Regions from separate parts of the Homo sapiens genome. Here region 1 is linked to region 2. Evidence: chromatin contacts called from ENCODE Hi-C or POLR2A ChIA-PET data. All regions are on one chromosome and are shown on one strand. The core of a region is the stretch at or near the end of the contact, and the rest is flanking DNA. Distances in the headings are between cores, read along the strand shown. Region 1 overlaps SCP2 (sterol carrier protein 2). Region 2 holds the start of ZYG11A (zyg-11 family member A, cell cycle regulator).

Region 1 (3,349 bases), core at 55-2,554, 200 kb after region 2:
TATAGTCAGCCCCCTCAGGCCCTTTTAGCCACTAGTTTGATTTCTCTCCCTGTAGTTTTGCTTTCCTTAGGAAGTCATACACATGAAATGATACAGTATGTAGCTTTTTGAGCCTCCTTCTTTCACTGAAATTTATTCATGCTGTTGCATGGATCATGAAGTATTTTATTCTTTTTTGCTGCTGAATGGTTACCCCTTCACCAGTTGATGCACATTTGGGTTTTTTCCAGCTTTTGGCAAGTATGAATCTTAAAGCCACTATAAGCATTCACATACAGGTTTTTGTGTGGACGTAAGTTTTCATTTTTCTTCGGTAAATACCTAGGAATAGGATTGCTAGTTCATATAGTATGTGTATGTTTAGCTTTATGTGAAACTTCCAGACTGTTTTCTGAAAGTGGCTGCATCATTTTACAGTCTTTCTGGTATTATGTTGACCTTTCATTTGTTTCCCATCCTCACTAACACTGGGTATTGTCTTTTTTTTTTTTTTTTTAAATTTCAGCCATTTGTTCTAGTAGGTATGTGGCACTCATCATGATTTTAATGTGAATTTTCTGATGATTAATGAAGTGAAGCACTGTTTCATGTGTTTCTTGGCCATTTGGAGATCTTCTTTTATATAATGCCTACATGTGTCATTTGCTCATTTTTATATTGGATCGTCTAACCTTTTCTAGTTGAGCAGTAGGAGTTCTTTTTTTTATCTTTTCCTGTAATCCACTGTACCTTAGAAAGGAGTTCTTCATATAGTCTGTATATGAGTTGTTTGTCAGAGATATATGAGTTGCAAATATCTTCTCCTCCCTCTGTCTGCCACCTGTTTAAAATAATTTTATTGGAACATAGCCAACATTTGTTTATATATTATCTATGACTGCTTTTGCACTACAGGGGCAGAATTGGGTAGTTGTGATAGAGACCTACTGACCTGCAAAGCCTAAAATATTTAGTGTCTGATCTGTTACAGAAAGTTTGTTAACCCTTGATCTAGAGAACCGTATTCATTTTCTATTACTGCATAACAAATTGCCACAAATTTAGTAGCTTAAAACAATGCCCACATTTATTAGCCCACAGTTTCCATGGATAAGTAGGCTGAGGACAGCTTAGCTGGGTCCTCTGCATAGAGTCACACAAGGCTACAGTTAAGCTTTTGGCCAGGGCTGGGCTCTCATCTGGAGGCTTCAATGGGGAAGGATCCATGTCCAAGTTCATTCAGGTTGCTGGCAGAATTCATTTCCCTGTGGCCTTGGGAATGATAGCTTCCCTCTTTTACTGGCTATAGGCCAGAGCTGGCCCTCAGCTCCTAACGGCCAGTTCCCTGCCACGTGGCCCTCTCCATAGGAAGTCCACAACATAGCAGTGAGCTCATTCAGAGCCAGCAGGAGAGCAAGAATGAGTCTGCTAGCAAGGTAGAATCATTTAATGTAACAAAATGACAAGAGTGACATCTCATTATCTTTGCCATATTCTGTTAGCTAGAAGCAAGTCACAGGTTCTACTCACACTGGAAGGAAGGGGATGTACACCAGGAGGGTCACCTTAGAGTCTGTCACAGTTACTATTAGTAATATATTGGTGTCTTAAGTTTACAGATGTTTTTCTATGTTTATATAGTTGAATTCTGTTTTAAGCAAAAATGGCATCATACAGTTTCTTTTGTAACTGGCTTATATAATAATATCATGAATAATGTAACATGAACATTTTTTCATGTCAGTAAATCCAGATCCATATCATTTCTTATTGTGGCTTGTATCATACCTCACTATTTGAATATACCATAATTTATTTAATCAATTCCGTCTTGTTAAATATCAGGATTGCTTGTGGTTTATGTCACATTTTACCAGGCTGCCATAGAAGTATATGTGAGTGCCCATTTCCCCACACTGCCTCAGTGCTGGTTATAATTCTGTTGCAGTCAGTGGCTCTTGACAAAAATGTATATGTGAAACTGAACACCTCCTATTCTCCTTCCTTCTCCTGTGTATCTGTTTTAGATAAGAAGGCTGACTGCACAATCACAATGGCTGACTCAGACTTCCTGGCTTTAATGACTGGTAAAATGAATCCTCAGTCGGTAAGTATGATGGAGCTTATATCCTGCTAGTAGGTAGGTCTTTCAGCCCTTTCTACTCCATCTCCTGACTCAGACTCTAAAGTGCAAAGTGGTCAGACTCACAAAACTCAGTGTTCCCCAAACAGTTGACAGACGTCTGTGGAGCAAGCTGTGTGCCACACACTGTCTTGTGTGCTGGAAGTGCCCAGAAGAGTAAGAAAGTTCCCACGCTCAGGGCATCCACAGATGTGTAAAAGAGTCAGTGCAGCCAGAGATCCAAGGTGCCACACCTGGCTTGTGGTCAGGGGAGGATGAAGGCAGGAGCAGCCATATCTCTCTGGGCCATCAGGGAGAGCACCACAGAGGAAGCAGCTCTTGAGCTTAGTACCCAGGCGGAAAGTAGGAGTGTTCCAGGAGGAGGGAGGGGTGGCATGAACAAAGGCCTGACCTTTTACATTCCATTTATTTGCCCATGCTCTTCTTTTTGCCTGACCTGTCCTTACCTGACAAATGACTTGTCTTTCAAAATTAGCTCAGATATTATCTCCAAGGACCTCTTTCCAAGTTGCTGGGGAGCTGTAACCAGTCCCTCTCCTGAGCCACGTACTGGACTGCCAGCTTAGTGCCTGTTGTGTTATGTTAGTCATAATATGCCTCTCTCTCTTCCCTGTTAGGCTGTGAGTGTCTCAAAGCATCAAAGCACATCTTATTTGTCTTTATGTTTCCAGAATTTAGCACAGTATCTGATGTTTTTAGGTATTCTGTAAACAACTGTTGGACTAAATTGCATTTGTCTAAAGTGTGTTTATGCCTTGTATAGATTTTCCTAGTCCCCAAATTGTCAAGGGTCCTCTTAGGCTCTTCAGCTGCAGTGTTGAATGGACTTGATATAGTGAGCTTTCTGTCAACTTGATATATACTGAGCTTTCCATTAATAAAAAAGAAACTAAGACGTTTCTTTCCAATGTAACTTAATTTTTTCTGTTGTCTCAGTCTGGTTTGTTTTAGGTTTTATTCCTGTGGTTCTCTGGTAATTTCCAAGATTGGATAAAACAACTAAATCTCACTCCCACTTGCTTTTTTAAAATGCTTTTTCTACGTAACCAAGCACATTTTAGTTGATGCCATGACAAGTGAGAAATTTGCATCTGTGATGTTTCAGCTGAATACACACCATTGGCACTGACATTTCCACTGAGCCTGCTCCAGAAATCTGGACAGAACAGAGGCCACCAGTATAGGAGCTGGCTGTCATCCTCCTTCCCACCCACTGCACATGCCATG
Region 2 (3,679 bases), core at 433-2,932:
CAAGTAGAGGGTATTTAAACTCCCAAAAATTCTGTAACGGGGTCTTTGAGCCCCAGTGCTCGGGCCCACTCCCACATTGTGGCATTGTGGAGTGTACTTTCATTTTCAATAAATCCCTTCATTCCTTCCTTGTTTGTGCGTTTTGTCCAATTCTTTGTTCAAGACACCAAGAACATGAACACCCTCCACCGTTAACAAAAGCATATTGGCGGGGGCACGGTGGCTCACGCCTGTAATCCCAACATTTTGAGACGCCGAGGCGTGCGGATCACCAGGTCAGGAGATCTAGACCATCCTGGCCAACATGGTGAAACGCTGTCTCTACTAAAAATACAAAAATTAGCCGGGTGTGGTGGCGCGCGCCTGGAGTCCCAGCTGCTTGGGAGGCTGAGGCAGGAGAATCACTTGAACCCAGGAGGCGGAGGTTGCTGTGAGCTGAGATCGCGTCACTGCACTCCAGCCTGGGCAACAGAGCGAGACTCCGTCTAAAAAAAAAAAAAAAAAAAAAGCATATTGATTGGACTTGCAGTAAGAAAACTCAATTTTGACTCCCAGGTTGGCCACTCATCAGCTGGCCAAAAAACGTGTTGTCTATTCAACCTGTCAGTTCTTCAGTTTCCCTGTGAGAAAAATGGGGATGATACCTACAGCACAGGATTTTTTTTCTTCTTGTAGTAAGTGGATTAAATAAAAGAATAAATAAATGAAAGAAAAGCATTAGGCAAAGTACTTAAAAATAATTTTAACATCTGAATCCAATCCACTTATCAAGGACTTACTATGTAAAAAGCATTGTGATGTGTTTTACATACATTATTTAATCCTTACATTAAGTCTGTGAGATAAAGCATTCTCATTCTATTTTACTGATGAGGAAGTTGAGCTTCAGAGACATCAAGAATCTTGCTCCAGGTTCTCAAACACTAGATGGCTGAGCGGGCATTCTAATTCAGGATTCAAACTCCAAGGCTCATGCTCTTGAGAACTTTCCTTTTCCAAGGTATTGCTTTCTCTTAAATTAGCTAATGTGTACTAACTTGTGGAGTTTCTTTCCTGGAGAAAGTTAGAAGGGTCTCTCGGGGTTTCTTTCTTGGAGCAGGTTATAAGGGTCTTCTCGAGTACTTTTTAAGTAACAAGAAAGCTAAATAGATTTTTTGGTAGATACTTGCCAATATTTTGTATTCGTTTTATATTTGATTTATCCAGATACTCTAAGGAGTTGAAACAGAGAGGACCGTTAGAGAGGTGCTGTTGCCAGATTTTCAGGGGCAAAGTCTTTGAAATATATATTTTAATGTATGAAAGCTTTAAAAAATATATACATATATAGAAATAATGAATATGTGTGTGTGTGTGTGTGTGTGTGTGTGTGTGTGTGTGTGTACATGTATATATATATACAGTATTCCCCAAACCTACACAGCCGGTCCTCGGGGAATATCCTCTCAAGCCCTGAGGTGCAGGGCTGGGAAGGAGTGGGTGAGCGGCTGGGTCGTGGCAGGTTGGTCTGGGGAGGCTGGGGAGGCTGGGGAGGCGGGAGGAGAACGGTTGGCCCCGGCAGCGGCGTGTCGGAGGGCGGATGGGGCTAGGAGGCCGCCCGGGGGGTGGGGTCTGCGGCGGGCCGGCCCCCGCGTGCGCGTCGCCTCGCCGGGCATTTCAAAAGCTCGCCGGCAGGGCGCGGCGCTAGCTCCGTGTGCCTCGCAGGCGTGGTGGGCGCGTCCTGGCAGCCGCCCGCTTGGTTCTCGCGGGATCCGGGCTCCGGCTCGACGCCGGCTCTCTTTTTGACGCCCCGCCGCCGGGGTTGCCATGGTTCATTTCTTGCACCCGGGCCACACGCCCCGGAACATCGTCCCTCCTGACGCTCAGAAGGATGCCCTGGGCTGCTGCGTGGTACAGGTGAGCACCGGGGTGCGGGCGGCGACGCGGACCTCGGCGCCACGTCCAGCTCCGGCGAGCGCGGCGAGTCTCCTGGGACGCTGCCGAGGCACTTGCTGGGGAGTGTGGCCCGCGCGGGGCTGCGGTCTAGATGCCGAGCCCCTTCCAGGCGCAGGCGTCGCTGCGGAGGTGCGTTGTCGGGGGAGGCGGCCTGGGCGCCGCGGAGCGGGGGGTGCTTTTCTGCGCCCGGCGAAGCGCGTGGAACTTGCGCCCTGAGGCAGCGCGGCGAGAGCCCAGTCCCAGAGACCGGGGCGAGCCTCCTCAGGATTCCTCGCCCCAGTGCGGGCTGCTGTGAGCTTAGACGTAGGTGCAGGGCATGGCACTCGGCTTGGCCCGTAGTGGACGGTGTTTTTGCAGTCATGAACCCAAACGCCGCAAACCTTGACCGTTTCCCCACCCGTGTTGTGGACGCAGCGCCCCGCGGAGGCGGTGACCCTTTGGCCGTTACCACCTGAGGCCTTTGGGCCCGGGGCCGGGCGAGTAGCTTAGTCCGGCTGGGGGAACTGGAACCCGAAGTCTGAGATTCTTTCAGTTCCGCGCGTCCGCCCCCGTCCCCGTCCCGTCCCCAGCCTTTGCCGAATGCCTGTTACTCTTAGCTCTGGACAAAATGCAAACCCAAAGAATGTGTGTTTAGCGCCTGCTGTGTGTTAAGTGTCGCCTTTCTTTTCTTTCTTTCTTTTTTTTTTTTTTTTTGAGACGGAGTCTCGCTCTGTCACCAGGCTGGAGTGCAGTGGCGCGATCTGGGCCCACTGCAACCTCCGCCTCCGGGGTTCAAGCGATTCTTCTGCCTCAGCCTCCCGAGTAGGTGGGACTACAGGCGCGTGCCACCATGCCCGACTCATTTTTTGTATTTTTAGTAGAGACGGGGTTTCACCATGTTGGCCAGGATGGTTTCGAACTCCAGACCTCGTGATCTACCCGCCTCGGCCTCCCAGAGTGCTGGGATTACAGGCGTCAGCCACCGTGCCCGGCCAAGTGTCGCCTTTCTAAAGCAGTCTGGTAACCCCTAGTCTTTTGTAGGCTTTGCTAGGCTCCATTTTACCGATGTAGGGAAGTTGGGAGCTCTGAAATTTAGTTGACTTGCTCGTGAACTTGAATTTCACCTCAGGTGTTCAGACCTCTGGCCCCACTTTGGAAAAAACCCGCCAAGGGCCACCCTTGGGGAACTCGAGGGATTGAGTGGTGAAGGCTCGACCCAAAATTTATGGAGAGAAGGAAATGTTCTGATTAAGGTTGTGCTTTACATATTAACGCCTTGTTGGAAGACTTTGTGCCCTGCAGTGATCTAGCCTGTAATCTTTTGAACTCATTTAGAAAAGTTATATAATTTGTGGATTTGTAATTAATGGAAAACTTGGATTTTTTACGTGTGTGCTAGCATCGTCTCAAGCACATTTTTTCCTGCTTGGAATCGAAACAAGATTTCTTTACAAAAGTACTCACACCCATTTTCTCTGTCTAGTTCTGGGTATATCTCATTTTCTTTGTTAAGGATTTTATTTATTTTTAATTAATTATTTTAATTACACAAATATTGCATGAATACTTTTTTCCCTATGAAACATACATACAATTATTTCCATTTATGTCATTTTAATCTTCTCTTAGCAATGTTTTGTAGTTTTTAATATAAAAGTCTTTTCACATTTTGTTAAATTTGTTCCTGTTCTTGATACTATTGTAAATACTTTTTTTTTTTGAGACGGAGTCTCCCAAAGTGCTGGGATTACAGGCATGAGCCACC

What was found. Hi-C counts contacts between places; a loop is a spot of excess contacts on that map. ChIA-PET counts read pairs that join two places held with the same protein, here RNA polymerase II (POLR2A). Pooled maps may share reads with other maps.
Region 1: a map of endothelial cell of umbilical vein shows a loop between it and region 2 (6-fold over the local background). The contact joins the enhancer-like site here to the promoter of ZYG11A in region 2. A Hi-C loop is called at or near these places in 1 of 168 maps with a recorded cell type or tissue (endothelial cell of umbilical vein) and 1 of 50 pooled maps. POLR2A ChIA-PET finds 5 or more read pairs at or near these places in 3 of 52 experiments (HEK293, PC-9 and activated CD4-positive, alpha-beta T cell).

What each region holds. Positions count from the first base shown.
Region 1 is chr1:53,045,852-53,049,200 of GRCh38, forward strand. It overlaps SCP2 (sterol carrier protein 2), which reads left to right. Exons shown (of 16, transcript NM_002979.5): 15 at 2,007-2,086. Among named protein-coding and RNA genes, the nearest start is that of PODN, 15 kb to the right of the region's middle. Within about 2 kb of position 1,305, at least 8 of the 41 ENCODE cell types and tissues checked have a DNase peak (open chromatin) inside an H3K27ac peak, as active enhancers do; they include PC-9 and endothelial cell of umbilical vein, where a contact is called at or near this core.
Region 2 is chr1:52,841,078-52,844,756 of GRCh38, forward strand. It overlaps ZYG11A (zyg-11 family member A, cell cycle regulator), which reads left to right and starts at 1,683. Exons shown (of 14, transcript NM_001004339.3): 1 at 1,683-1,896. The coding sequence starts at 1,807. RefSeq lists a silencer at 1,433-1,762 and an enhancer at 2,264-2,857.